Linked DNA regions of Homo sapiens: all the other regions are linked to region 6. Evidence: chromatin loops called from intact Hi-C (ENCODE). Cell type or tissue: endothelial cell of umbilical vein. All regions are shown on one strand. Region 1 overlaps NTM (neurotrimin). Region 2 overlaps NTM (neurotrimin). Region 3 overlaps OPCML (opioid binding protein/cell adhesion molecule like). Region 4 overlaps NTM (neurotrimin). Region 5 overlaps NTM (neurotrimin). Region 6 overlaps OPCML (opioid binding protein/cell adhesion molecule like).

Evidence for each region. Peaks named below come from ENCODE experiments on the same cell type or tissue, not always from the same donor. Only the 100,000 strongest peaks of a DNase experiment are listed, where the experiment ranks them.
Region 1: a loop joins it to region 6, with 28 times the contacts of the local background. A loop is called at or near these places in 15 of 110 quality-filtered maps.
Region 2: it touches region 6 in a loop (16-fold over the local background); 3 of 110 quality-filtered maps call a loop at or near these places.
Region 3: it touches region 6 in a loop (5-fold over the local background); 10 of 110 quality-filtered maps call a loop at or near these places.
Region 4: it touches region 6 in a loop (9-fold over the local background); 6 of 110 quality-filtered maps call a loop at or near these places.
Region 5: a loop joins it to region 6, with 11 times the contacts of the local background. A loop is called at or near these places in 14 of 110 quality-filtered maps.

Annotation. Positions count from the first base shown.
Region 1 is chr11:131,865,756-131,870,755 of GRCh38, reverse strand. All of the region lies in intron 1 of NTM (neurotrimin), which reads right to left. Among named protein-coding and RNA genes, the nearest start is that of NTM-AS3, 29 kb to the left of the region's middle. RefSeq lists enhancers at 1,764-2,289, 2,290-2,815, 4,420-4,926. In endothelial cell of umbilical vein, a CTCF peak has its summit at 2,902 (motif pointing left); DNase peaks (open chromatin) are centred at 1,465 and 2,885; H3K27ac peaks cover 1,285 bases.
Region 2 is chr11:131,911,999-131,916,998 of GRCh38, reverse strand. The region is part of intron 2 of NTM (neurotrimin); the gene reads right to left. Among named protein-coding and RNA genes, the nearest start is that of NTM-AS3, 17 kb to the right of the region's middle. In endothelial cell of umbilical vein, a CTCF peak has its summit at 2,552; no DNase peak of the experiment used is centred here.
Region 3 is chr11:132,938,115-132,943,114 of GRCh38, reverse strand. It overlaps OPCML (opioid binding protein/cell adhesion molecule like), which reads left to right. Exons shown (of 8, transcript NM_001012393.5): 2 at 105-189. Among named protein-coding and RNA genes, the nearest start is that of OPCML-IT1, 430 kb to the left of the region's middle. In endothelial cell of umbilical vein, a CTCF peak has its summit at 1,875 (motif pointing right); no DNase peak of the experiment used is centred here.
Region 4 is chr11:131,745,271-131,750,270 of GRCh38, reverse strand. The region is part of intron 1 of NTM (neurotrimin); the gene reads right to left. Among named protein-coding and RNA genes, the nearest start is that of NTM-AS1, 84 kb to the right of the region's middle. In endothelial cell of umbilical vein, a CTCF peak has its summit at 1,907 (motif pointing left); DNase peaks (open chromatin) are centred at 970, 1,890 and 4,680; H3K27ac peaks cover 3,868 bases.
Region 5 is chr11:131,688,962-131,693,961 of GRCh38, reverse strand. The region is part of intron 1 of NTM (neurotrimin); the gene reads right to left. Among named protein-coding and RNA genes, the nearest start is that of NTM-AS1, 28 kb to the right of the region's middle. RefSeq lists an enhancer at 2,770-3,293. In endothelial cell of umbilical vein, a CTCF peak has its summit at 2,259 (motif pointing left); no DNase peak of the experiment used is centred here; H3K27me3 peaks cover 178 bases.
Region 6 is chr11:133,061,434-133,066,433 of GRCh38, reverse strand. The region is part of intron 1 of OPCML (opioid binding protein/cell adhesion molecule like); the gene reads left to right. Among named protein-coding and RNA genes, the nearest start is that of OPCML-IT1, 300 kb to the left of the region's middle. RefSeq lists an enhancer at 1,147-1,720. In endothelial cell of umbilical vein, a CTCF peak has its summit at 2,113; a DNase peak (open chromatin) is centred at 2,103; H3K4me3 peaks cover 740 bases; H3K27ac peaks cover 647 bases.

The DNA of each region.
Region 1 (5,000 bases), 1.2 Mb after region 6:
ATGCTGTGTCCTGTGCTAAAAGGGTTTTATTTCAATCATTTTCTCTCTGAGAATTGGCTTCTAAATTTTGCAAGTTGTTGTCTTTTTATCAGCACTTTCTCCCCCTTAAGATTCAAGGGAATAGAATTCCTTGAACCTCAGAAAAGGTAGGGAGGGGTGAGAGAAGCTGCTCAGAGCTACAAAGGGGCACTGCTTAAAGAGGAGGGCCCTCGCTGGCTCACAGCCTGGAATCCAACCTTAGGCTAGGCTAAGCTCCAGACATATGACCAGGCTGGGGCACCCATCAGGCGGGACAAGGGCTGCCAAGCTTTCTACTCAGAGGAAAGAGACCATCATTCAGAGAGCACCCAATATTCAACCAGGAGCCATTGCTAGGCATTGCACACATACAACTTCAGTTAGTGTGCTATTTCATTTGCAATAGTATTATTATCCCATTTTGTTAATAAAGAAACCACTGCTCTGAAAATTAAAGTAGCTTTCCCAAGATCATGTAAGTAAATGGTAAAACCAGGATTCATTTCAGCTGTCTCTAAATCCAAAGCCCATCCACTTTCTTTCTACTGTGACTTCAGCATGGAACTATTTTTCCTTCCCCTAAGCTTTTGCCTTCACAAGAGTGCATGAAAATGGACTCGATAAAAGCAAAGACTCGAGCCAGAATTCCCAGGCTTCTATCCCAGCTTCACCTCCTGAAGGTGAGGGCCATTCATCAAGTTACTTAAACTTCCTGTGTCTGTTTTCCATCTTGTAAAATTAGCGTCTGCTCTGTACAGCTGAGGTGTGAATGAAATAAGATGACTTTTGCATAGCACATGGTCTGTGATCAGTAAATATCGGCTGACTTAAAGCTGTACCAACAGTGAAGTCCTTAAGGCATAGGAAAGGTGAGTGAGAGCCGTGCTCACAGAGCAGTAACTGTTCAGAGCTGGATGGGCCAGGCTCTAACCTTAAGATTTGCTTCCATTTCAATGGGAATTCCAGGAGCTATCTTAGATGAGGAAGGACAAGGGACAAGGAAGAAAGCATGGGACAGTGGCACCTGGGCCTGAGATCTACAATTAAATTAAATTTTCTGAATTATCACTGAAGTTTCCTTCTGTTTCTAAAAGTCTATCATCCTCCTAAGAATAAAATAAAATGAGAGCATAAATTTTTAGAAATAGCAGTTGGAAGGCTACAAGCTGGCATCGACTAAGCCATCTGAAATAATTTTAAATTTTACTTGGGACAAAAGATGAGCAAGGACAGGATGAGCCAATTTCTCGGGAAGCCAGTGAAATGTTAACAGATGCCGGAGACAGTAGAACTTCTTCACTCTTATATTGCTTCCACATCTACCCCGAAGGAGAGTGGGGAAGTCTTCAAGCTACGAAAGGTAGAAGGAGTTGTTGTAAATCACACAATGACTGGCAGGGCCGGAAAGGACTCCTCCTCTGAAACAATGGTTTTCCAACAAGTCATAGCGCGTAGGCGGGGAGAAGCAGCTATGAGTTTGCGCCTGTTCCCTCTTCCAGTCATCAAGGAAGGGAGAGGGCCCGGGAGATAAACTTGCCTGACGCTAGGGGATAGCACACACATTAAAAAAAGTGAAATCTACTAATTTTTACTCATGTTCTCAATTGAGAGTTGAGGATACTGAAGGCACATTGCGGGGGGCTGGGGGGTGATTGCACGTGGTCATGCTGTCTGTCAGTGGGAAAGACTGAGCTGAGGAAACCACCATAAACCACGTCAAATGCAGGCTGAGCTGGGAAAAATGTATGTAAGGTCAAATACTTGTATTCATTTGCCCACAAAACTTTATTGAGTTCCTATATGCAACAGTAGTGGGAAAACAAAGTGGTGAGTCTCTTCAAGACAGAGGGATGGGATGTGAATACAGATAATCACAGTGAAAGGCCCAGGTTACAGCAGAGGGGTCAAGAGGAAGTGCCTGGAGAGATCAGAGCAGGAAATAGATCTTTCTTGCTGATGTCATCAGGACAGCCTTATAGGGAAGGTAGCATGTGAAGGGGAGATTTGAGGAGTCATTTGGAAATAAAATACGACGAGGACAAATTGAAAAAGAAAACAATAACAAAGGTAGAGTGACACAGAGCTCAGGGTGTGCACGGACATCGCAAGAAACTCAGTTTGGCTCTCGAAGAGGGAGGGCAAAAGAGGTGACCCAGTGTGAGGCTGGAAAGGTGTGTCATTTCCAGATTGGAGCCAGGCTACAGCCGGGTTTGATTCTGCAGCTGCTGGCAGTGGCGGCCCACTGAAGGGTCTGCACAGAGCCCGACACAATCAGAGCTGGGCTGGAAGGTTAACCTTGTGGTGGTGTGGAGAGGGCCGGAGTGCGGAAAGCCCACAGGCAGGGAGGCCAGTTAGGAGACCATTGAATGAGCTCAGGTGGGAGGTGATCAAAGACTGTACTGGACAGGAAGGAAAAAGAGGTAGGAGGGAGGTTTTGATACGAAAGACTGGGACAAAAAAGGGTGGGTGGCTGCGGGGCTTGGACAGAGTGAGGGCGAGGAAACAAAAACGCCAGAGAATTCAGCTCCTTTTTTTCTCATCTGTAAAGCAAAAGGATGCCTTGGATTCTTTAAGGTTTATCCAGACTTTAAAATTCTAATTCTAAACTGGCTACAGGGGGACCCTTATCTCCCAATCACACACTGAAATAAAGCAAGGTACGATGTATTTAGTTTCCACCTGCAATTCAATCAGCAAGTCAAAACAATACTGGCTTCGTAGTGAAGAAGCAAGACTCCAGGGTGTGTTTGGGGTTTCCTCTCTCTCCATGCAGATAGCTCTTCCACTCAACATGGTCATTCTTTCTGAGGTCTCCAGCAAACCAAAACAGCTGGCAGTTCAGCCTGGCCTCCCGCAAAACTGTACCTTCAGCTCCATCTGCTGGTGGTGGGGTTCCGTGGCCTGTGCTTGTGTGTAAACCAAGTCCTCATTTTGTGCCCCAACACCCTCTCTGCAAATCTCATGCCCGCATCATACACACAGGCATATACATACACACAGACACATTTACACACACAGACACCCAGACCTAGACTCCTACAGACACACAGACATACATATGAAGAAATGCACACATGGTTATACATACAGATACACAGACATAAACACAGACACACACATGCATACATACACACACAGGTATGTGTACACACACATACACACAGGCAGACACACACAGACACCCAAACACGCACACACACAGATACACTTACACAATACACACGTGTACACACGCTCACAGATAAACAGGTAGACACACACTCAGACACACACAGACACACACACACATACACATATGGTTATTCACACTGATACACACAGACGTAAACACACATACAGACACACACGGTCACACACACACCCCCAGACACACAGACAAACATACAGGCAGACCTCTCCATCCGCACGCACACAGCGTTTTCCTCCTTGCTGCAACCTCTCCACTCCAGCCTTTGCGGATCCTTCCAACTTCCCCACTGCGTTTAGGCATCCCTGAGACCTGCTCTCTGGCAGGCTGGATGTGTAAGTGGGACCACATTCTTTCCCGAGCCCTGCACAAAGCGTAAATAGCAGATGGGTAGGACTGCAGTCTTTGAGAAGACACACAGTTGGACACCTGAAAAGCTAATTTCCTGGCTAATTTACTTTTGGGCTGCTAATTGATCCTGCGATTGCACCCTGTCCTCCCCTCCCCTAGTCCAAGAGGCCCAGAAGGAAAGGGAGTGCCCCCTTCCCCCACCTCCTCCCTGTTCTCCATCTTGGCTGCCGCGCACTGTCCTTGCTGTCATTCCACGGGAACTGGGAAGACACCTGGTTCCTCCAAAAACATTTCCTATTAATCTACTTTCCCTGAAGATATCAGTTTGTCTAAAGAATCCTAGGTTCAAACAGATTTTATTTTTAAGCCAAAAAAAATCACGACATTGTAGTGAAATCGCCACTTTTTTTTAAGAAAAATGCCATTCCCAGTCACATCTCTTAATAGCTGCCTCCTGGTGGCAGCCTAAATGATGAATCCACCAACCTGTTTAAAATGTAAGGGAGGTGATTTCAAAAATAATCCGAGGGTGTTTCTGACTGCAAATGCAAATTCCTTTGTCAGCAGTCTTGGGCGCCATGGAGGGCGCAGGTATTTTTAGTCCATATAGATTTGCAGGGGAGGGGGAGACACACAGTTCACCCACTAAATTAATGTGAGGTGGGTCTTAGTTTTGCATACTCATTCCTTTGGGATTTGGAGCTCTGAAGGCATGGCCAACCTGGCCCTACGGAGGAGTCAGGGCAGGTCCCCGTGCCTAAGGCCTGCCCTTGGGTTTGTTCCAGGCTTCTGGCCCCAAGGAGCTGGGACTGAGAAATAGGCCTCGGGCTGCAAAACACAGCCAGCAACCTGCAGATGCCATTGAGGGGGACAGCCCCACCCCCACAGGCAATCTTTGCTTTGTTTTTTATTTATTCCCATGTAAATTTGGGACAAGGCTGAATGGAAAAAGAAGGGTGAAAAGGAAGCACCTGCCAACGCATGCATGTGTGTGTGCAGCATGAGGGTGTGAACAGCATGTGGTGTGTGTGCTGTGTGTGTGCACCGTGTGTGTGCGGCATGCATGTGTATGTGAGGCATGTGTGTGCAGCATGTGTGTGTGTGTGCATGTAGCATGTGTGAGAGTGTGTGGGGTGTGTGTGTAGTGTGTGTGTAGCATGTGTGTATGTAGCATGTGTGAGAGTGTGGCATGTGTGTATGTAGCATGTGTGAGAGTGTGTGGGAGGTGTATGTGTAGCATGTGTGTATGTAGCATGTGTGAGTGTGGGAGGTGTGTGTGTAGCATGTGTGTATGTAGCATGTGTGAATGTGGGAGGTGTGTGTGTAGCATGTGTGTATGTAGCATGTGTGAGTGTGGGAGGTGTGTGTGTAGCATGTGTGTATGTAGCATGTGTGAGTGTGGGAGGTGTGTGTGTAGCATGTGTGTATGTAGCATGTGTGTGTA
Region 2 (5,000 bases), 1.1 Mb after region 6:
TTTGATTTGGTATCAGGAAAGGCATCAGGGAGGGAATTCTCTGTGAGCTTAGGCCAAAATGACAAGAAACAGCTGTCCATGGGAAGATCAGGGTAGGGGTGTTCCCAGCAGGGCGGACCACAAGAGGAAACGCTTTGCAGCTGGAATAAGCTGTGTTTATGGGTGTCCACAACAGAGTGAGTGAAAGGAAAGGCAGGATGAGAGTCCTTCGGATTTTATTGGCAAATTCCACAGGCCAAGCCATGTGCTGCGGATTAGGAGGCAAGCCTGGAGGAGGCCTAGTTCCGCCCTTAAGAGGCTGTGGAGTAGCTGGAGGGACTACCAGAGAATCCATCTGCTTATCAAATGAAACTCCAAGCACCTTACATGACATGAGCAAAGTGCCGCAGCTTCCTTCATCTAGAGGGTGACTCCCGCGTCCTCTCAAGTATCAAAACCACATTTAGTCTGTGTGATTCCATGGAGTCCCATATCAAAACTCAACCAAAATTACATACATTTCTCAGACCTTCAATTCCTAACTCACCCGGGAAAAACAACATCATCCAATCGCTAAGCCTATGGTCTAGAGGCGCGATGGAATGCAGCGTTCAGCCTCTGATACCCACCTGCCAAGTGATCCCCAGGAAAGAATGCACTTTACTAGCTGCTGCCTTAATTGGGGAATCTCTGAAATGTGGAAAGCATTCATTGAAACTGCCAAGTGACAGGTGTGTTGATGCTTAGTGAAGGTCTCTAAGTGAATGACACCCATGCATTGGGGCTTCTGGGGCTCTCTGATTCCTCACTGATGTCTGCTCACTTCCACCCAGGAGCTAGGAGCTAGTGCAGTCCTGCCAACCCACAGAAAGCCTTCACTCCAACAGAGGGGCTCTGCTCCAGCCACGGACAGCGTGATCGCCCACGTTTTCATGGTGTACTCTGCCTCACAAGGTCCATGACCTCTTTGTCCACAGCCAGCTTTTCCAGTTGGACCCAAGCCCCCAAAAGCCAAGTCCAGGCCGTACGCCTTTCCACACCCAAACACCCAGCTCAGTGCCTGATATGGTCTGGCTGTGTCCCCACCCAAATCTCATCTTGAATTGTAGCTCCCATAATTCCTATGTGTTGTGGGAGGGACCCAGTGGGAGATAATTGAATCATCGGGGCAGTTTTCCCCATACTGCTCTGGTGGTAGTGAATCAGTCTCACAGGATCTGATGATTTTATAAGGGGTTTCCCCTTTCTCTTGGCTTTCATTGTCTCATCTGCCGCCGTGTAAAATGTGCCTTTTGCCTTCTGCCATGATTGTGAGGCCTCCCCAGCCACGTGGAACTGTGAGTCCATTAAACCTCTTTTTCTCTATAAATTACCCAGTCTTGGGTATGTCTTTGTCAGCACTGCCTAACGGACTAATACAGTCCCCTTCTTGAAAGAACCACTCAATACATTTCTGATTGACCGTAGTTGAAATTTAAAATAAAATGATAGAGAAATGTGGTAAGGAGATAAACTGAATATAGCTGGGGGATATCGTTGTTTGGCTTTCATTCATTTTGTTTGAGTAAGCATCTGCCAGCACACAGTGCTCATGCCATGACAAGGCATGATTCTTGCTTTCCAAGAGGTGCTCTGCAGCCCAAGGGAAGAAAGAAGACAGAGAGATAACACTGGAAAACAGGGTCTAAGCCAAAATGAATAGGGAAGACATTAAGTGCCACAGAGGAATGAGAGGAACACGAATCCAAAGGGTCCTGAATAGTCCTGGGAAGCTTGGTGTACAAAGTCAAGGAATGGAGTCCTGAGCTAGCATACTGGTCTGCCACTGGCTGCTTATGTGATTTCAGGTAAGTTCCCCCTCTCTAGGCCTTAACCGGGAATAATTGTCTATTTCAGAGAGGTGTGAGGAGTAAATGTTACTGTTTACATAAAATGTTCACACAGTAACAGACCAATGATAGTACTATGTATCTTATTAACGTGATTGTTACCAGTGCTTCATAGCCTGGCTTCAAAGCTTCCTAGCTGTGCCACCTTCATCAAAGCATGTAAACTCTCCACACCTCAGTTTCCTCGTCTGTAAAATAGGGATAATAGTAACTCCTACACCATAGGGCTGTTATTAAAGTGTTAATGTCATGAGGCTGAATGATAGGTGAGATATTATTAAAACACTTAGATACTCCCCAACACATAGTGAGCACTCAATTAACATTGGCTAATAGTATTATTAATGCAGATTCTGTTTTACCTCACCCTTTTAAGAAATATGCCTACAGAATGCCAGCGGGAGGGCAGAAAGAGTGGGAGACTGCAAATTGTAATTCTTTTCAGGCTGTCAGTGCTATGCTAATTGAAACATTTCCCAATACCTCCACAAGGATTGTTAGAGCTACTTGGATAAGATAAAACATTTTTTAAAGTTTCCTCAAATTAGAATCTTCTGCTGAGCATTTATTCTTTAGGGACTGCAAAAGATCCTCAAAATATGATGTTGGTGAGAACAAAGCAGAATAAAATGAAATTAGAGCAAAAAGTCCTCTGCTGGTTATGAAGAAAACTACATGTATCACCATCATCACCCAATCACCCATAGGAAGATGGATATGGCGGCCCTCCAGGCCAGAGCACGGGTGCTCTGGTCTCCCCTAGTTGTGGTTCCTTACAGCTTGGTTATATGATTAGTCAAAACAGAAAAAAACAAACGGAAGAAGAAAGAAAGATAGATGGAAGGAAGGAAGGAAGGGTCCTCTGTCCCCCTACACACACACAATACAAAGCAAAAAGAAAATAACTCAGAACTCTGAACTACTAGATGGTTGCAACCTACAGTCAGGTTACGTGAAAATGCAGCAATTTTTATGCAAACAAAATACGTTCTGAAATTCCTACTTGCCTCTCTGTACACAGAACAAGAAAATGCAGGACCTATGTTTGAGAGTTCAGGGGCTTCCACCCCACCAAAGTCCATCCCAGCAGGGCAGCCCTTCCTTGTTCTAGCGCATCAGAGTCTGAGAAGGAGGGCAATCCTGAGAGGCCTGAGCATCCTCCATACTGGTTGCTTGTTACACCTGGTGCCTGATTCACATCCTAAGTCAGGCCTGTGGTCAAGGGCTGGTGTCGCTCAGACCCTAGCTCATCTAATCCCTGCCCTGTAGTGCTCCATCCACTGTCAGGGCCTTTCTCTTGAGTGTCAGGAAGACATTCAGCCCCTGAGGCTGGCACAGAATGGCAGGAGATGTTCCAGAAGGAACTTGGCTGGGTTGGGGTCAATTCAAGGGTCTAGAAAGGAAGCTCCACCATGTTCCCATCTCCATCCACACCCAAACAATACCACTGGGTTGAGAACACATGTGAAAATGCAAACAAACATTAGTGCTGAAAGAGAGAGGGGGACCGGCAGAATGAGAAAAAAGAACCATGAAAGGGAAGACAAAGAAAGATAAGTCAGCCAGTACATGATAACGCGATTTCAAAAAGAAGCTCCTCCTAAATCAGGCCTGTCCCGTGATTCAGCCTCTGCTGAATGCAGCCACCCTCTGGACAGTCCTGACTTTGATAAGCCTTGAAGACTACCTTCTGGAGACCAGATTCTGGCCTGGTCTCTGTCTGCCAGGACCCACTTCCTGTTTATTTATCTTCAAGTCTCTACAGAGCTACCTTACACCTTTTCCTTGAAAAAAAAAATCCCATTTATATCTAAAATGTTCCCCATTCAGAATGTCTCTGTCCCTGGGAGGCCCTCCTTGCAGCCAAGGACTAGGGACAAAGAGGGCATCCAGAGAACAAGCATTTCTTGAACAAGAAAATTTCCTTGATTATTACTGCTCTAGACATTTATTTTTGGTTTTTTATTTAAGTAGTCTGAAATCACTGCATATTTGTAACTCCCCTGAAATCCATTTTTAAAGCAGATACACAATCATTTCTGAGTGGGGGAAGGAAGTTGCTTTATTTTTGCTCAGAAGAGTGGAAGAGGTGGGTCTCGTGAGCCAACAAATAACTAGGAGTTCACCAGAGCCATGAGGTTAAGCTTTGCCTAGACAAAGGATCACTGGATGCTTGTAGCCCTGCACGGGTCCCTAAATTACACACTTCCTTTGGCAATGTCCTGATAACTCAGCTCTGTATTGACATTGCCTCCTCTTCACCATTTTCTATCCTATAGATATTGCCTTAAGTATACAGTCCAAAACAACCCAATCCTAGAAGAAGTCATCAGAGGGGCAAAACAGTAGACACCAGCACCAGGGTTATCTTTCCAGAAATCTTCATGTGCAAAGGACAGGAATATTGCCATGTTGCCTTGTGGTTAGTTCTGTCGCTTAGTTTGGAAAACTTTATTTAGGAGGGCAGACTAAACCAAGGAGAGGCAGGGAAATCGTTCCCATGAACCTTCTTAACGTCCACCTCATGCTTATTCTCTTATAAAATCCCAGAGAATAAAATTTCCCATCGCAATCATTAAGTGTTTTGCCCGCATATGAGAGGTGTGGTTTATCAACACTGGAAATTCAGTTAGCGTTTCTGCAGGCAAGGTAATCAGGGAGATAGAATCATTCTACCTTACACAAAGCATAACCAAGATTCTTCTTCTTCTCCTCCCCCAGTGCCTGTAAGCCTTAACCCCAGAAGCCAATCAGGACCCAACCCAACACTGAAACCTAGTTTCTCTTCAGTAGACGAGTTTTGCATGTACCGTTTTGGTGGAGAGCAGGAACAGAACACAGTTCACTACAGTAAATGCCATTTTCCACGGACAAATCAGACTCCATGACTTGGGCCTCAGAAAGCCACGTTCAGACAGGAGAAAGCATCTCTGTCTGCCCACCAGCTCACGGCATGAAGGCACCCCAGGAAAGCCCGGGCACAGTCAGGCCCAGGACAAAGCAGCGGCTCTCCCAGAGTGCAGGAGCCAGGGCTGGCAAAGCCCTATGGCATGGGCGAGTGGGGGCATTCACTCCAAGCCAGACCCCTCCTTTGGGGCTCATTAACTTCAGAGAAGACTGCTCGCGGGGAGC
Region 3 (5,000 bases), 120 kb after region 6:
TGGGAAGTTGTGGCTGTCGAGAATGGGGGTCTGTGGGTACCTGTTCCTGCCCTGGAAGTGCCTCGTGGTCGTGTCTCTCAGGCTGCTGTTCCTTGTACCCACAGGAGTGCCCGTGCGCAGCGGAGATGCCACCTTCCCCAAAGCTATGGACAACGTGACGGTCCGGCAGGGGGAGAGCGCCACCCTCAGGTAGGGAGCTGTCCTTCCGCGGGGGCCGAGCCCCTGGGCTGTGGTCGCTGGGGAGAGGAGGGAAGAGGGGGCAGAAGGCTCCATGGGGGACCGGAACGCGAGTGGGCCTTGTGCAGGCCCGAGGGGCGCCCGCTTGCGTGCTGCCGTGCCGACTGCCGTGCCCCTGGACAGGTTTGTCCTGTGCTCCGGCTATGCTGGTCCAGGATCTTATGCGTGAACCTTGAAGTCCACGTGTGGGACTCCATGGTTCTTTGAAGCCACGACAGGCTAGATTCTCTCCTGCTTGGGCACCGTGATGAGAACATGAGTGCATGGGTTTGAAACACTGGGGGGCTAGCCTGAGCCCCTTGGATGGCTGTCACAGGCCAGAAGGTACATGATGAGGCAGGATCGTCCTCAGGACCACCAGGCTAGCCCTTATCAGAGATGCACCTCAAATGTGAGGCTGTGGAATTACCAGTGTCAGCCCACGGCCTGTTATGAGTCTCCTCAAGACCCAGCACTCGTGCCAAACCTGGTGTAGTGCTCCTAGGGTCCCTATTGTAAATTATGACAGCAGTTTTATTTTTGCAGACTGGGTCCAAGGAAAGGAAACATGTAGCTTTTATGCAACAACATCACTTCTGTGTGAAAAGCACAATAGGAGAGCTTTTTGTTTTACCTTAATGAGTTACAGAGAATCACTTGCATGCTCCAGGCAGAGAGGTGGAGAATCTTGGAATATGAACCTTTGGGGACTGGACTTGCTGCAGCAGATACTTTAATAAAAATGCAGCCACCACTTTCCACCAGCTCAGCAGATATCATCTTTTATCCCTTTAATGAGGCAGTTCTGGTCCTAGGAGACAGATTCAGGGACGTCCCAGCTTAACTATGTCTCACAATGTACACAGGGCGAATGCATTTGCCCTGCCTATGACTTTGATGGTTATGGTGACAATAAAACATCCTGACCCAGATTCTGCAGCCAAAATGCCTGGCTTCCCCTAGGACAGTGTGACGGTGGGGGTTCTTCCTGTTCCTCCCTTGGCTTTTCTGGTGGAACCTTTCCTGCATCTAGACAAGCCTCTCCCTGGAGGAGGAAAGACCTGTCTCTGGGACACCAGAATTCTTTTTCTAAGCCCAAGGGTGAAGATTGGATTCTGCCACTTTGGGTGATACTTAGCTGGATCTTCTTTTTAGTTAGAGAACAGGTCCCAGAATCCTGTGTGCTGTTTCTCAGAAGCCCAAAGCAAATGGAGAAAAAAGGAGAATAGAGAGGCCCTTCCTGGAGATGTGAAGGAAAAGTCCTCCTGGCCATGTGGGTACCACTCAGCCTGCCCCAGACTAGAATGTAATATCCCTACTTCATTGCTTCAAAGAAGGTCCCATGAGGAATCAGGGAACATTTCCCAATACGCATTTGCAGTGAGCTAGTTGGCTTAAAGATATAAGCAGCACACGGGTTATAATACATGTTAACCAAGAAAATGTCAGTAAATATTACCAGTGTTCAGGGATGTTGATGCTGCCACACACCTCTTTACCATCTAATGTGCCACTGGGGGCAAAGAGGTCTAGCATTGAATAGGATCTCAGTCGTGAATTTTCCAGAATCCTCTGTCCTCTTCCTGTCCCTCAAAATTAAACCAGAAACTTCAAAACTTGAGCTTTCTGCTTTCTGAGATGCAGTAAGACTATTCCACCAGCAGAGGGCCAGCTTCCATCTACCAATTTTTTATTAGCTGTTGGCCTGTTTTCATGATCTTCAATTCTAATGTTGAGCAGCTGGGCTTGGGAATGGGAATGGGAATAAAAAAAGAAAAGCTGAATAGTTGCTTTTTGTTCTTTGCAGAAAAAAAGAACAACTTACATGTTCTAGCATAACTGTTATCTGTTATCTGATTGCATGGCGTAATTTTTTTTTTTTAAGTAAGCACATGTATCATGTTGATTTTGCGTCTCTTCTATACATTTACCCCAGAATAGGGAAATTCAGCACGTTATCTACATTTTAATCTCTTTAAATCCTCATTCTCTTAGCTCATGTCATCTTCTCTTTTATTATTTTCTTCCTTCATTTTTATCAGATGCTCCCATAATGTATACTTTCGTCTATTACTCATTATTTTCTTTCTTTTTTGTCTTTATCACTTAAGTCTTCTTATTCCTTGATTTTTTAAGGTTTTGATTTCACTGCTACCACAGTGTTTCCTAAAAGAAAATAAACATCTTCTGCAAATTTCTGTGTGTCCCCATCTCTCTCCTTTTGTTTTCACTCTTTTGCTGTATTGGTGAAGAGTTCTGTTCCCATCTTAACAAACAACTGATTTGTCAGTACTCTGAGGGAGAGTCCATGTTTTCAGTTTCTAGAAGCCCATGGCTTCAACCCCAGATAAATATACCATGTTTTATTTGGTGGTGTTTTTTGCTGTATAAGCTGTAATTCTTAAGTGTGGTTTCTTACTCTTTTGCCTCCTTAAAGACATTCATTAGGGATTCATTACCTGGGAACTGAGTGTTCCAAGCGCATCACATGTTTAGATTGCACCAAAAAACACTGAATGATACCCATGCCCATCACACGAAAGCTCTTTTAATGTGGTTGTCCTGGGTCAAACTATCTCGAATCTGTTTCTAAATCTTGAATGAAGTCCCATAAGGAGGCCAGAGACCTACTAGGAAAAGCAAAGGAGTCACGAAACCTGGGCCTGCCTTTCACTTTCCCAGTGAAAAACTGCACAGCTCAGAGAAGAGTGATTTTCCTCCTTTGGGATATCAGTTTTGTTGTGACAGGTCTTTGATTGCTCTGAGGGACATTAGGAAGTGCTGTGCCAAAGAAGACACTGAAGCTTTGAACGTGGATGAAACTCGTTTTCTGTAAGTGAGGCAATATTATCCTCCTCATAACTACTTCATAGGGTTACTTGAAAAGCAAAAATAATTATTTGAATATTGAGTTATTTTGCCCTCTTGGAAGAGAGATGATATGGAAAATGAAGGTGCTCTTCACTATGGTTGAATTATAGCTTCCATGAATCTGATTTGAATTCATTATTACAAATGGGCCCTCTTGGCCAGAATCACTTCATTACAATTATCTGCTGTTGGGTTGAAAATGTTCTGTGGCTCTGCATTAGATTAGATATGACAAGAATCCAGAAGTCATGTGTCTGAATCAATGCCCACATCAGGAAAGGAGCCCAGGATGTTCAGTGTGGTCAGCTGGTGTCTATTAAGCCATCTCAGCAGAATGGATGATGGCCAGTTGTGCTTTCTTCACAGGCCTCAATCTCCTCAAAGTTTGCTTGAGTTCTTCTGTGGGTCCACATCATCTGTGTACATGAACATTTTGAGGGGCTGCGGTGAGATGGAGGCAAGGTGGTGGTTGTAACTGTTCCACTCAACGGGAAAAGTTCCCACCAACATACTGGATTTTCTTTCTGGTTTGCTTTTGTTTTGGTGTTTTGTGTTTTTTATTTCAACAGCAGGATAATCAGTTTTGTTGATCCAGGCTTGCTGATCTGGGATTATGCTTAATGGCTCTTTTCTAAAATGTCCCTGCATTTTCATTTGGAGTTCTGAGCTAATCCATTCAAAACCAAGTATTTGAGGTTTAACTACTGCCAAGGAATAATCTGAGCAGTGGGGATTTTGCCAAAGCAACCTGGGCAGTAGAGTTTCCAAAGCTAAAGTTCTGTTGTTTGCCTGGGTGTGTTTCTGTACTTTGCACCTACCTTCAGCTCCTTCTTATGTAAATTAAAAGATTTTGAGTAGCCATTAGACTATTCAAAACAAATGCATTATTTTTCCATTTCAGTGTTTCAGTTGTCCAAGCTGAATAAGAACTGGGTAAATGCAAAGACTTTACTCCTAGTCTGGGAAGACAAAGACATTAAAAGACACTCAAGCAGGGACAGGTCCATAAAGGACCTCTCCAGTGGTGGCACTAACCTGGTTGGAGTTATCTGGGATGCTTTTTAGAAATTCCATTTCCAGTCTCCCAGATTGATGATGTCAAAATTCCTGGGTTTGGGGATGGACGTGGCCATTGAAAACATCTTTTCCAGTATTTCTAATGTGGAGCCAGGATTGAGAACACTGCTCTAAAGCCCTTTCTGGCCCTAGAGCCTCTGAGCAAGGCTTATCCAGCGTCCCTGCTTTCCAAGGAAGCATCTTCCCCATGGGTGCCTGCACCTCATGGGCAATGTTAATGCCCTAGAAAGCTCTGTGTCTGGGGGCCTAGGCACCTGGGGTTGATTCTTACTCTACCTCTCACTAACTCCACGGCCTTGAGCACTTTCAGTTGAATTGTGTACATACAGGAACAATATCTATTATAACTGGTCTGCATTATCAGAGGAAAGGAAGTATATGGGTTGTTCTGTGAGCCATAAAGCAACATATGTGTGCAAGTTATTACTGGTACTAAGTTGAACTCCTCAATAACAACTGACAATACTCACACATTTTTTTCAGTTTTGTCTGCTCCATCTCGTTCTTCCTCTATCCCCACACTTATACACAGCTTTAAAGTATATTTGTTTTTTCACAGTTCCACCCAGAATTCTTTCTGCTTGTCAAGAATTGCCCTCATGAGAGTTCCAGTAACTCTTGCTGCTAACACTGTTCTAACAGATCCACACTAGGACCTGTTATTTTTTCATGTGTGGTTATGGTTAGTCTGGGGGCTCCTGGAGCTTAGGAGCTGTGCTTTATGTGTTGACTATAGATACTGTGGTGGATACTAAAGATTACAACAAATAAGTATTGGTTTAATGCTTTAATCCATCTTAATGGGAAACAACCACTTCTAGTGTATTATTGCCTCT
Region 4 (5,000 bases), 1.3 Mb after region 6:
ACACCACACACAGATGTGTAGATCCTGGACAAAGGTGGCAACACCCAATCTCAGGAATAAAATAAAAAGAGTTCTCTCTCTAAAATAAATGCAAGGTAAGTATTTGGAAAGACAGACTTAGAGAGAAATGATAACGTTAGGGGATGAGTGCTTTCTCTCCGTTGAGTGTAAGCAGGTGCCTAATGGCTTTCCACCTAAGGTCAGGGGAAACCCAAGGCTCACAGGGTTCCCAGACAGCATGCCCAGCTTGCTTTCATCTGGCATTCTCGGAGCAACTGCTGCATCCAGGAACTCTGCCCAATGCGAGAAACACAGAAATGTTTAAGATTCGGTGTCTGCCCTGCACAGCTGACAGGGAAATGTCCTGGTATCCTCTACATAAAACGATGATGCCTGTAATCCCAGCACTTTGGGAGGCTGAGGAGGGCAAATCACCTGAGGTTAGGAGTTTGAGACCAGCCTGACCAGCATAGTGAAACCCTGTCTCTACTAAAAATAGAAAAAATTATCTGAGCATGGTGGTGGGCACCTGTCATCCCAGCTACTTGGGAGGCTGAAGCAGGAGAATCTCTTGAACCTGGAAGGCAGAGGTTGCAGTGAGCTGAGACCATGCCATTGCACTCCAGCCTGGGTGACAAGAGCAAAATTCCATGTCAAACAAAACAAAAGAAAACAAACAAAAAAACAGTGACAATGCAGGGACATACGTCAACAACAGAGGTGTGTCCCAGGGGCTAAGGGATCAAGGTAGGGACCACCTAACAAGTCAAATTCCTTCAATTATTAAAAGAAAAATAATGATTTGCCTGTAGCATATAGCCTGTAAATGTCATAATGACATGCATTCTTCTTGCCATTTTTAGATGCTCACTCTGTGCCAGACACAGCTCTGAGCACTTTGTAAGCTCTATGTCATTTCCTCTTCATAGCAGCCCTGGGAGTGGATATCTGTATCATTCCCTTATTACATGCCAGGAAAGTGTGGCTTATACATCTTCATCGGTCCAAGCTCACATTCTTAGGAAGTGGCTAAGCCAGGGTTGAAACCCAGGTCCCTGTGATCTGTACTGCCACACTCCTGATCACTTTATGATTTCCAGTACTGAGTTGATTCAGAACAACTTCATCCGGAAGTAAAGTTGGCTGCATCTGTTGTAGCTTCTCCAGTGCCCACTCCTGTTTCAACTGTTGATTTATCACAGTGCCCAAAGAGTGTTGATTATTTAAGTGCAATGGTCATGATCTAAGTGCTGAGGACATATGCTACTCTATGTCCTTTCTTTTCTGTGTGAACAAAATGAGGAGGCAGGCCACAGAGGTACACCCAAGAGAAAGGCCGAGCCGGGGCCCCTCTGATGTCAAAAGCCCCCATGCTGTGAGGAAAGCAGGGCCGCCTGGCACTGGGAACCGTCCAGTCCCATACACTCCTGCAAGCTTTCTGCCCAGAGGCCAAGCCTCCAGGGTAGTGGAGAGAAAGAGAAGTAGTGCCAGGCAGTCCCCTCCCATCTGTTTTGCAGAGGAGAGCCATTCTGAAAAAGCACATCGGATTAAATAAATTAAAAGAATTGCACCCCCCTGGGAACATTCTCAAAACAGAAGGTCATTTGAACCGATGTGTGATTCACTCAGAGGCTCTCTTCTTATAGGAAACGAATACATTCAAAATAAAATCACTTCATGGAGTAAGAGGCAGTGGATGGGCACAGGGAGGAGGGGGCAGGTCATGGAAGGCACAGTGTTTACAAAGCCATTAAAGGAGAATGAATAGATCTAGCCTGGTCCCAAAAGGCAAAGAAATGTGAATTTTCACATATAAATAGAAAACGTTTAGAATGGTATTAATTCAAGACCAAGCTCCTAATGTCTTTCCAAGTTAGCCGGCTGTGCGGCGTCTGCTTAGCTGCACTGACCCCTGCCGGTGAGAATCCAGAATTATCTGCTGCTCTGCCACTATTTTCAGACAATGTCCACAGTCCTGGTGACTGCGTGGCAAGTGTGTGTCCACCGTCATGTACTACATGATACATGACCTGGACGCCTAACCAAGAACCACTTTGCCACTACAATACCCAGAACCTACTAGAATATAAGGCACATAGTAAACCCTTAACAGACTTGGTTGAGTGACTATATGACCAAGCATGTACAATTCTAATACCTAATTGAACACATTTAGCTTATGGCACCTTTATCTCATATGAACAGTACCATCAACGCTTCTTGTACACAAGTAATGGATTCTGCTAAGAAAGATGTATCAGGTAATACTGAAGTCACAATGCACAATGGCAGGTGCTATGTGGTGCCCGGCGAGTACAGTGGAGGGCCTGTTGTCAGTCATGGTGACACGGTGGTGATGTGTTGGTTGTGTCCTGGTGGAGACATTCCTGGGATCACAGGATAACGAGGAGCTTGTCAAGCTAAGGAACACGGGGAGGGGATTCTATGCAAAGACAATACAATGTCAATGGCAGAGACATGAAAAAATTGCATGGAGCTTTCAGGAAATTCCCTTGCTGTTGCTGGCAGTTCCAGTGAGAGGCAGGACTGGCAGTGGCAGACATTTAAGAAGTCATGTGATACAAGGCTCTCTGGATCCCAAGATCCAGAAAAGCTTGAGATCATCCTATGGTCCATGTGGCCCCACAGAACTGTTTGACATTTAGAAGCAACATGGTTTATTTTGCATTTTATTTACACCACTCATCTCAGATGTGGAAGATGATTTCAGGGGTATGGAAGGAGAACAACGAAGGCCGAGAGTCCAGCTACAAAGCTATTGCATTTAATAGGGACACAGGAGGAACTTCATTAAGATGTTGGTAGCTTGAATGGCAAGCAAAAGGCTGATGGGAGAAAGATTTAGGAGACACAACCCAAAGGCACAGATATGTGTGCTAGCAACTGGAAGAGAGAACAGCTTCTGCAGAAAGACTCAGGTGGAGGAGGAGGATTGTGAGGAAATTCAGAAGAGATGCTAAGCTTGGGTGCTCGTGGGTTATTCAGCTGGCAATTCAAAGAGTGAGTTGTAAGTTCATAGGACAGTTTGACTGCACATAGAGTTTGGGGAGTTGTTGATTTATAGATTGTAGTAGTGAGAAGCACATTTTCCATCTGTGCCTTAGTTTCCCTCTAGCATATTAGTATAAAAAATAAATTGCTCCTAAGGTATGCAGTGGCTTCTAAGAAAGGCTTATCATAATCTTAACATATATGTATAACAGAATGCTTTATTAAAAAATATGTATGTCATTTTTCTTCTTCACCACAAAGGTATATGTTAGATATTTTTACACCAATTTTACAGGTATCAAAATTGAGTTTCTAAGATTAAGTAACATGGCTATGACTACTACAGCAAATTGATAAGTGACATGTGAGGACCTCAGCTCCAGTCCTCTGATTCTTTTCGGTATCACTGACTCATTGTTATAATAATTTGTTGACATCGCTGCCTTTTTCGGAGGGTACACTAGACTCATGAAGGATGATACTGAAATTCAAAGTTTTATAAAAATGCCAAGCATATGAAGCAGGAAAAAAAAATAGCAATGTCCCATCATTTATAAAACTGAGCTCCTTGGAAGATAAAGGTTATTTAAATGCATAGGCTTATTAATGTCTCTGCATACTCACAGTTCTATCAATCTGAGCATAACCTGAAACTGCAAATTGTACAGGAGGAGACAGACAACATGCTTAATGCTTATCTTGATCTGGAAAATTATACCGTAAGGATCAAGAAAGGCAAACTTAGTGCCTGGGAACATAATGGAAAAACGTATTCATGAGCATCTGTCTTCCTTCTCTTTGCCGCTTCCTGCTTTCCTCTCTGTAAAACTTCCGCCACACCAATTTGGCTACATCATTTTCCTACACACAAGTCAGTGGAGAGCTCCCCATTGGGCAATGTTTTACTTTTCCGGCGTTGAAAAAGAGCGGCACAGCATGCGTCCAAATCCCGCCAGCATGTAAGAAATGTACCCAACCAGCCCGTGAAAGATGTCCGTCCCTGATGGTTGCCACAGGGAAATGAATTAAATCTCACCAGCCCTGAAAGTCACCTTCGGCGGGAGGATTTTTGTTGTTGTTTTCCCCACCACATCTACCTTCACGGTCCTTCTGATTATATCCATGGCAGTAGGAGAGGATGACGACTCCCACAAAGAGGGTAAAGGAAACATTCCTGGACAGACGGACGATGGCCAGGCTGAGGGTTGGGAACACCCCTGCCTCCCCTCACAGGGCCCTGTTCTTTTGTTGGCAGCCTCCCACCAGCGCACGTGATAAAGGGGGCAGCAGAAAGAGGGACACAGGCTGGAGAATGAGCATATTTCCTTGAAATGCTTCTTTCGGTGAATTAAACAGGGGTTTTTTGCAGACTGAAAAGGATTTATTTTAGTGCTACAACTTCTCTTATTCTCTGTAAAGGAGTTAGCTTCCCTAAGAGCTAGAAATATTTCCCAAGAAATATTTATAATCATCCTAACATATTTGTATAATGCTTTATAATAAAATAGATGTCTCATTTGTCTCATTTTTTTTTCTCACCACCTACTATAGGTTAGATATTTTGCCCCAATTTTACAAGTAACAAAATGGAATTTCTAAGATGAAGTGACTTGGCTAAGGCCACGAGAGCAACTCAGGAAGTGATGAGTCAGGACTTCAACTCCAGTCCTCTGATCCTTTCAATATGTGTCACTGACCCCTTGTTCTAGTAATTCGGAAACCAAGGAAGATGAGGGCGGAATGATGGGGCCGAAAGCTGTACTAAGCCAGGGAAAAGGCTCCGATCAAGCAAAAATAGCGATTCTGATACTACAATGTTTGCACAGGGCTTTTACACTTTTCAACACCTTCCAAGTTATTCCATCACTTTGGCCTCATCTTGCAAGGCAGGTTTTGATAACCCTCCCCAGTTAAAAGATGAGGAGACTGAGAGCAGTGCCCTTCACCTGTCCCGGCTCAGCCTCCCTGAATGGCACCTCCTCATTCCC
Region 5 (5,000 bases), 1.4 Mb after region 6:
TTCATGTATACTCTTCCACCTCTTCCTGAAAGAGACAGGTCTCCAGAGACGAAGTCAAACACAGGAATGTGCTTCCACCTGCAGACCCAGGCTGTAAAAGCAGCTTCTCCTCTCTCGCTTCCAGTTTCTAATCAATTATGGAGGAAATGACAGTGGAGAGGGGAGGAGAGAGACACTCCATAGTGACTGCAGCTCATTGAAAAGATACCCGAGGCTTTGTCTCTGCAGCCACAATGCCCAGCTGGGAACACCAGGGCATATATACATAGGATTTGGGTGGATGACACTGAGACAAAGGAAAAATGACAAACCAAGTGAATTAAGTGAAGGTGAAATAAACGGTGCTCAGCAACAGATGGGGCTGGTGCTGGGTAATTTTCTCCTGTCACCTCCCCTCAGGTAATAGATAATCCTGCAGCTGCTGGATTTCCTGGGAAGTCAGGCACGGGGCCTGAGTCTCCTTCGTGTTTGGAAGCCATGCCCCCCATTCCTTAACCTGTCTTGATGATAAAAATCTTAAGAGCCAAAACTTTTTGCAAGACTTATCCTGGCGATTTAACTCCGTCCCGGCTAAGGTTGCTATCCGTCAGGCTGTCATGGTGACAGGCAGATTTGTAAATGTTCTGGCTCCAGTGTCAGGTTGAAGGTGACATTTTTCAGCTGGAGATTTTTTTCCTCATCCCTCACAGAGACAGAACAACTAAGAAAGAGGAAAGCAATCCCCTGAATCAGCCTCTGCCCCACTCGCAGTCAGCCTGCCCAGGGTGTTGACTCCTGAGCTCTGGGATTGTTTGTGAATTTCCCCAGCCCACCTCTGCCCTGACCCCCATGCCCAGAACACAGTGATTCCCTGCAAGGCCAAACTCCCAGTCCCAACCCTCCCCACCCATCTGCAGGCCTGCCCAACTTGGCCTTCTAATGACTTGTCTTGGCTGATGGTCCCTGCTCTGCCATTACTACTATAAATACTTACATAGATTAATTAACCACAATGTAAAACCCAGAATCCCAGCTAAATTCATTTAATGACCTGCCGTGCGATTTCTTGGCTGAAGCATCTGACACTAACCCTGAATGCTCAGTGACATTCACCCCTTTGATTCTTTCCTGGAATCACTAGGCAATCGAGTCTCCTTTTTAACCCCTTTTTTGCCTCTGACTTTACTTTCAGGGTCTATAACCCTGAAGGAGTCACACAGAGGTTTGGGTGATTTGGTTTCTTGGGTTCTTGCCTGATTCTCTGCATTTGTGTGACATCCTTTATGAAGCTAGGGAAGGCACTTTCATCCCTGATGCCACATCAAAGCTTAGGTAAGAACAGTTTTATATGGCTGCATTTCTTGGCCCAGATGCCAAAATGGAAACGCTCTCTCTTTCCTCTGTCTACTCTCATTCTGTCTCCTCTCTATCCCCTCTCTTTCTCTCTCAGTTTCTTCAAAAAGGACCTAGCATTATTCAGAGATCTGCCTGGGAGATGGTCTAGGCTTGTGTCAGCATCACCCAGAGATCTGCATGGGAGGTAGGCTAGCCCTGTGTCAGCATCACTCAGAGATCTGCATGGGAGATAGGCTAGCCCTGTGTCAGCATCACTCAGAGATGTGCATGGGAGATAGGCTAGCCCTGTGTCAGCATCACCCAGAGATCTGCATGGGAGATAGGCTAGCCCTGTGTCAGCATCACTCAGAGATCTGCATGGGAGATGGACTAGCCCTGTGCCAGCATCACCCAGAGGTCTGCATGGGAGGTGGCACCTCTTGTAGGCAGGGTCTAGGGGCATCAGAGTCAATCCTGGAGGGAAGGTTTCAAGCCCTAGAGTGGAAGGACAAGAGAAAGACCGAGGTTGTAAAGAACCGCGAAGTGTCAGCCTGTGACTCCCTGCCCGTTTCCTCTGTTTTTCCTCCCTTCCCTTTGAGACTTTTCACTCGTGCTTACCTAGGGGCCATGTGGGATGCCTTGATGACAGTTCCCACGCCTGCCCGCAGTCCCATCCAGGAGGGGGTCCAGCTCCCTCTTTTTTCTCGATCAGATGCCATAGTGTTCAACTTCTTCATTTAGAAAAGCTAACGATATTTACCTCGCCCAGCAGTCTTGTTTTGTTCGTGTTATGAGTAATGAGTAACATGACACACGAAAGACGCCTGGCACCTGGCGGAGCTGTGTGGATGCGCCGCCTCCCTCCCAGCCCCGGGACCGCTGCGCCCAGCCCAGCCCCGCTCCGCTCAGCCCCGCGCCGCGGAAAGAACGCGCCAGCGCCACCTGGCGGGGCCGAGCGGGAGCGCGGGGTGGCTGCGCCCTGGGGTTGCCATCTTTACCCGCTGTGGGGTTTATATTCAGCAGAAGACAACATGGAAGAGAAGGAGGAGAGAAAACAGTGAAGGACATGGAAGGGAAGTCGGGGGGGGGCTTTCAGGGAAGACAAGGGGATGGAGTCCAGGCGACGACATCGCCTTGGCGGGGGGCCAGGAGGGAGCAAGGTGGTGTGGGGTCCACGCCTGCCCACGCCCCGCGGCTCTCGGCTCGGCCAGCCTGGACCCGGAGCTCCTCGTGACGTGGACTCCCTGGGCGCACGGGGCGGAAAAGGAGCGGCCGCCGAAGAAGCTGCCTTATCATCCGGGCAGCGCCTTGGGCCCAGACCCACAGGGGCGAACTCCCCGCGGCCCCCGGCCGCCAACAGAGGGGCGCTTGCTGGGCCTGAGGATCTGAACTACGTTCTGCGAAGGTCAAGGACTGAAGGAACCGCCCTGGCACTGCGGGGGGACGGGCCGTAGGCTGTGGGTGCAGGGCCGGGGGTGGCCTGGGCCCCTGGTGCGCCCTCCGGGGGCTGCAGGCTTTGCTTAGAGCACAGCCCAGGGCTCCCCGGCTCCAGAGTGGGGCAGGCGCCGGATCCTCTGCGGTCTGAGACTCGCCCACCCAGACCGCACACCCTTCCAGAAAGGGCAAGGCCCCGCTGAGTGATCAAAGCCCCTTGCTCCCCACCCGCTCCAAGGGCCCTCGCTGAGGATTTCCCCTTCTCCTCCCTGGGTTTCGATCAAGGCAGCTTCCACTTCCACCCGCCCCTTGACATTTCTCTCCGCTCTGATGGGGAAGTGACGGGGTGGACAGGACAAACAGCTTCCTTCTGAGCCCCGTCTTCACCCGCCGTGTGCCTCAGGCTGGCTCTGCTCCATGATCCCAAACTGTAAGGAGGAATCCTCCCATTTTGTTCCCCAAGGATGTGGGCCACGGCCTACGCTTAGCACCCACGTCCTGCCTTCCTTGGACCCCAGGCTGCTTCTCACTGCTTCCAGCCATTCTCCCGCACTCAGGCCCCGCGCCCCGCGCTCTGACACCTTGCAGATGGGAAGTGTGTTCTGTATTTCCGTACAAGGCAGCGTCCACGGTGTATGTTTCTGAGGGCAGAGAACGCTTTCCCTTCCGGGTAAGCGTGGAGTCCCCTGGGTGCTTGGGTTCTGCCGTGAGCCCATGCTGAGCCCGTGCAGCAAGGTTCGCGCTGAGCCCGTGCAGCATCTCCACAGTCCCCGGGAACTGACTAGGTGCGCTGGGCTGGCTTGGGCCGGGTTTCTGCCATCTGATCTCGGGGTGTTTGTGTGTCATGCCCACCTCTTCTGGTACTGGGGTTCACATCTCTACCTGCTACATGCATCCCCCTGGGAGAATGCCTGCCCCTCGATTTCTGGAATTCTGACAGTTTTGTTCATATTCCTAATGAAATATCTGTGAATGTGTGAGTTGCACCAAGGTGTTCAGGGAAGCCTCGCTGCGTGTCATACTTTTCTCTCCTCTCATCTGGATTCCAGGCCTTCTCTGCCATCTTGGTGTGCTCCTCTACCCAGTTCCACAAATAGGTGAGCTCAGGGACAGACGTGTGAGGGGAGAGACGTGCTGATCTCATCATGAGTGATCATGAGATCTCATCATGAATTCAGCAACATGGGTCTCTGCCTGTGAGACCACCAGGTTCATGTCCTCTCTGCTGTCATTGCCAACACAACAGCATAGGGTTATCCCATAGAATTTCATCATATGTGGACGAGGGAGCCAACTGTGTAAATGAGAATCCCTCTACCCAGGTAATAGGTATACGACCAGTAATAACTGGTATTGCTGAGTCTCTCTGGAAGGCTGGCAGGTGGCAAGAGTGGGAGGAGGTGGCCTGGGGTGCCAGCTGCCAGCAGGAAGGGTGAGAACAGCTTTGACCCCACCTTCTGAGGAGTGCAGTCCAAGCCTGCGGTATGGGAGGGGAGATGGGACAGAGAGGACCCAAGATCCATGGCACCCTTGCTGGCCTTCCGTTTTCCGTCCTCTCAGAAGGCTGCTGAGGCCCAGCCAGCCCCTCCTAAAGGACTTCACCTCCACCTGTCCTCAGAACATCTGTGAAGGACTGAGTGCTTCCAGGGCAATGGGGCCAAAAGCAACATCTGTGGGGAAACTGAATTCCAGGGGATGAATCTCATGAGTCTGGCCTAGGGACTGAGATAGTGTTGAATTAAACCCCTGAAAGTTGTTTTTCTAAAGAGCTTTTGTCCTGTGCTGGGATCAGAAGAGACACAGATTCACTCTGCCCTGGCTCTGACCCTTCTCCTTTCTCAGTCCTTCCAGCCCCTCCTGAGCCAAGCCTTTTTACCATGGCTAGCTTCTGAGGGGCTGGGCAATACTGGGTGGGGAGGCAAGGCAGGGCCAGAGCAGCCTTCCCTGCCGGGCCACCTGTGTTCCTGCCTGGCTCTGGTCCTGGGCCCTCCCCGCTGCCTCATGCTGAGCCACAGGCAGTGCACTGGCTCCCAGGAGAAGGGGCTCGGTCCTCACAAGTAAAAAGCAGAGCTCCGGGTAGGGAGACATCCTTGGAGAGTGTTCCTTCCTTCCTCGGGGGCTGCGGGGATTTTCCTTAACAAACATCCAATTTATTGGTAGCTCTCGTTTTCACTGAAGGCATGCACGTGTAAAATTAAAACTAACTAAATGCATTTTTAAAAACCAACTAGCTAACTAAGAGTGTGTCCTGC
Region 6 (5,000 bases):
CTTCAAGTCCTAGTACTCTCCCTAGACTTTGGCAACCTCTTCTATGAAAGGGGAGGTTGGAGGAGAGGGCGCAGTGAGACTGGCATTTTTTTAAAGGCGTCTTCAGCATTGCTGGTCCATTACTCTGAGAGGTGAAGTAATGTTTCTGCAATTGGGGAAGTGGCTGTGGTTTAAATTCCTAGTCTGTTAACTGGTTGTAGAGTTGGTTTCCTCTGAAAGGGGAGTGGCCATTGGCAGGAGTGGACATGAGGCAAGCCAGGGTCCCACTCCCTTAACCACCCAGGCCATGGTCCCTCCTTGGCAGGCAGAGGCGGGCAGGGTGCTGCTGGCCTGAGGGTCCTGGGCAGGCGGCTCTGTTCTAGCACTCTAAGGAGATCAGATGTTGCGGGCACCAAGGTTCTCAGGCCCACAGAGGATGGCATTTCTCATGTCAGGAGGGGATGGACGAATGAAGACGTGCGCACTCCCGGGAGGGAGGAGAGTCACAGGAAAGAGGTGTGGACAGGCAGGATGGAGCAGCACGTGTTGTATCGGGATTCAGTAGTGTGATGGGTGGAGCCGGGAGAGGAGGGAGCTTCGGGCAAGGGAACGTTGGCAGGAAGCGTGCGCAGCAGCAGGAGCCTCGGGTGCTTGCGGGTCTGTGCACACTCTGGCCAAAATGACCCAGGTAGTGTTTCAGCTTTAACTCTGCAGGTGTTCAAGTCCCATCCAGTGAGTCCAAGTGAAGCACCCTGTCCACACGGAGGAGATATCCCAGGGCAAGGCTGACAGAAGGCCCTTGAGGTCCCAGTTACGTGTCTGGGCAGACAAATGTGAGACTGTGGCAAACCAGAGAGCACTGCCTTGAGGTTGGCCGCGTGTGCCCGCTAGAGCCAGGTGTGTCCACTGTACTGAGGGAAAGAAGCGATGCCCTTCCTACACACGGGCAATATCGTGTAACAACGGCTTGTTTACAGCCCTTGCTGGGCTCTGGGGCACATTTGTCTCCAGGCAGCGCCTTGGAGACGACCCATCTCCGAAGCAAGTCTGGCTAGGGGGCAGGTGCCTCTGCCCTGGAGCACAGGCAGTGGCGGGGTGTGCATCTCCAACCCCGGGGGCCACGTCATCGGCACCCCTTCTGGAGCCATGGCTCCTTCTGACCTTGTTCCCTTGGTGGGCATCTGCACACGTGGTTTAAAAGTGCCCTTTCCAGGGCTGATCCTGCCCCCGGAGGCCCCAGTGAAGCAGCCCAGCCCAGGCTCAGCACAGATGGATTTTCCAAGGCTCTGGGCCGCCTTCCTCCTGCGGGACTTCATGCTCGTCCAGGTCCGGCTCTCTCGGGGGTCCTGGGGCTTCAAGCACCAGACTGAACCGTTTCCTCTGCACCGTGCTTTCCTCCGGGTGAGGCCACCAGGCACCTTGTCAGGGACACCGTTTCTTCCACTCACCCCACCCTGGCCCCTGACAGGTCGCCTCTCCCTCCTTGTTTTATTTTTCTCCTCTTCTCATCCAGATTAAACATGTACTATGCTTCATATCTTGTATGTGTCCTGTCTACCTGGTGGACGCAACGTAAGCTCCGTGTCAGGGACCTTTGTATTGTTCAATGTTGTATCGTTAGCACATGCCAGGCTTCCAGGAAACGTTTCCAGGAAATGAATAAAGCCTTCTTAGGTTTACTGCCGGCCCGCCCCGCGCCGGGCCGTGTGGCTGCGGAGGCAGAGGAGACCTCAGCCTTCCCTTCCCTCCAGGCTCGCTAAAGCCTGAGCTCTTCCTGACACTTCCCCTCCGGCCCGGCCCGGAAGTCCCATTCCCGGATCCTTCACCGAGGCCAGTCCCACCCGGACAAGAATTCAGGCAGCACAGTCCCCCTCCCGGGGCAGTCTACCGTGGGGAAAGGGCAAGCACACAAGGTGGCCCTGCAGCGGCCCCTGAGGACGCCAGCGACAGTCTCTGGTAGGACCAGCTGGCCGTCCCTTCTCCCATTTGACCCTCCTCCTGGTCCGCTGCCACAGATCAACTGTTGCCACAGCTACCAGGGAAAGGGGTGTTTGTCCACGGGAATGCTCCCTGCGGAGGAGCTCTGCCCGGGGGCCTCAGCCGGGAAGGCGGCCAGGCGGGTTGCGGTACCAGGGGCTGCCCAGCGAGGGGAGACAAAGCTCCACAAGTGAGAACAGAAGCTGTGCCGGCGGCATCAGTTACCCGGCAGCGTCTGGGAACCGCGCTGGGTTGCGCTGGGGTCGGCTAGTGGGCCGGCGTTCCTCTCCTTCCCTCCCTCGGCTGGGCTCCGCTCCACCCCTCACTCAGCCTCCTCTGGATCAGCGCCACCTCCTTCCTTTGGTCAGCCCCCTTCACCTGCAATAGGCCCCAATACAAGGGGCTTGAGGAAACAGTTTTGTGTTTTGTTTTGTGGTTAAAGAAAGAAAGAAAGAAAGAAAATTAAAGCCATATCTTCCAGCCCTGTCTGCAACTGACACAGTCAAGTGATCAATCCCGGCTGACAGCTAGCCCGTTTCACAAAAACACCCATGAAATCGTTCTCAATTCAGGAATGGCTTTGAAGATCTAGCTGGTATTAATAATCACCAACCGGGGCTGGGCTCAGTGGCTCACCCCTGTAATCCCAGCACTTTGGGAGGCCAAGGTGGGTGGATCACCTGAGGTCAGGAGTTCAAGACCAGCCTGGCTAACATGGTGAAACTTCGTCTCTACTAAAAATACAAAAATTACCAGGACATGGTGGCGGGCACCTGTAATCCCAGCTACTCAGGAGGCTGAGGCAGGAGAATGGCCTGAATCTGGGAGGCGGAGGTTGTAGTGAGCCAAGATCAAGCCATTGCACTCCAGCCTGGGTGACAAGAGCAAAACTCCCTCCGAAAAAAAAAACCAACAGCTCTGTAAATGACCTTTTCTGACCATGAGACTGAATAAAACCTTGCGGCAGATTAATAGGACCCAAAGTCATCATTCACATCCTATAAAAATAGGTTCGAAGGCAGCCGCTTCACAGTCTGAAGTGCAGGCACACCACTGCAGAGCCCACGAAATGTGGCTCCCTGGGACCTTTTCTAAGAGCACAACGTGGCTTTCCTCCTTTCTGACCCCATGGGAGGCTGTCTAGTCTGTTGGGTTTAAGAAGGAGACAGGAGGCTGGAAAAGGCATCCCTGAGGGCTAGCCGTGGCCCAGGGGACCAGCCCTCTGGTTGCTTCTCTCCGCCGTTGTATGACATGTGTCTGTTCTCACTCGGAGCCTGTACCACTCTGGGTAACTCTTATAGACTGGAGCCCCTAGAAAGAGATAGGAAGGGACAGAATAGGAACTAAACTTACACTGCGAAGGCTGGTCTCTGGACTGACCGGTAGAACTCACAGCACGTGCTGAGACAATGACTGGAATACAACGGGAAAACTCCATGACCCCAAAGCCCCATGCTGGCCCCCGGCCATGGGAGGCACTGGACAGGCACAAGGAGGATGCGGCTGTCTTTACAGACAGTGGTGTCTTGCAGAGGTACCTCAGATCAGTCCCCAGCGCTGCAGCTGCCGGCTGGCTGCATGCAGCAGTGCTGGAGCAAGGCAGAAAGCCATTCCTAGGGAGGCTGCTGTGGAGTACAGCTTGGCAAGGCAGAGGCTCAGGGGCGGGAACGATGCTTGGGTCCAGTGATCAGGATTGGGATCAATGACAGGGTTGCTGAGGCAGCCCTAAACCCCAGCTGGAACAGGAGATGGAAGCTGAACTGGCAGCAAGAGTGGGCAGTGGGGTCTCCAAGGATGCCGCTCAGGCAGTCTTGGGTGCGGTGACGCATTAAATCTACAAGCAGGGCTCAGAAGATCTCATCTGTAGGGAAAGGAGGGATGAAGGGTTGGAACCTAAGCAGGGTGCAACGTTCTGAACCAAGACCTTTACCAAAATCCTTGACATTAAGCTGGAAACTAATGTTTTATGAGCAAGGAGGACTCTTGAGCCTCGGTTCTATTAAATGATATCATTTGCAAATTAAAAATGTTTGGAAAACTACTCAGCAGTATTTGTCAATAGTGGTAACGCCAGTCAGAATTGAACAGAAAAGGCTCGAGAAGACACCGATTTTGCCTACATGCAGGTGGTAAAAGGACCTGAGAGATTTAAGATAAGGAAGTGCAGCGGGGATTCATGGACTTCCTTTCACTCGGGTCTGTCCAGTCTGGCAGAGGCAAGGACAGGTATCTGGGGTGAGAAATTTAGAATCACATTTGCGGTAGAGTCTGGTGTTACGGGTGGAGTCTGATGCAAGCTGCTCCTGTGCTTTCCTCCCTGACACTGTGGACTCTGGAAACTTGCAGCTTTGAGCATAATGGAGATTAGCACAACATATACCCTTGGAATGACACAGAGCTTAGGCCAGGCTAACAGTTTCACTAGGAAAGGTGTCTTTACACCCAGTGCTAGGAAATTTATTCTAAAACCAAAGTTGGTGTCACCTTTTGTAGCTAAACAAGACCCTATGCCCCCATCCAATGGGCTTCCTCAAAAGTTTCCATGAAATTCTCAAACTTTTCAGCCCCCACCCCCACCTCAATTTCTGTTTAGTGTCCCATTTATGCATGCACTTAAGTGTGCTTGGATGGAAAACAAACGAAATGGAACTGAGGGCCCTGTCTAATCTGACTTGCGGAAAAGTTTTTGAAAGAAGAGATGAGAAGATCCCTTTTGCATAGCACATTAAAATAAATTATGGAGAACTTCTCCCTTCCAGCTAAGGAGGTGGTCAAGATGAGAGGATAAATCTTTAAAAGAATAATGTTTTCAAAATCAGGTTCCTTGCCCTCAATCCTTTGATGTATGAGTGTAAGACTAGGTAGGACACGTGGTGAAATATACATGAGAGCTCAGAAGAGAATAGCAGAGTGAAGAAAATATTAGTGTTTACATCAAAACTCAATTGGAACACTCATTTCAAGGTGATAGTTTATTATGGTGAATGCAATTTAGTCCCACAAGGATATTTCCTTTCCATCTCCAGGGCTCTTCCCATGCCTGC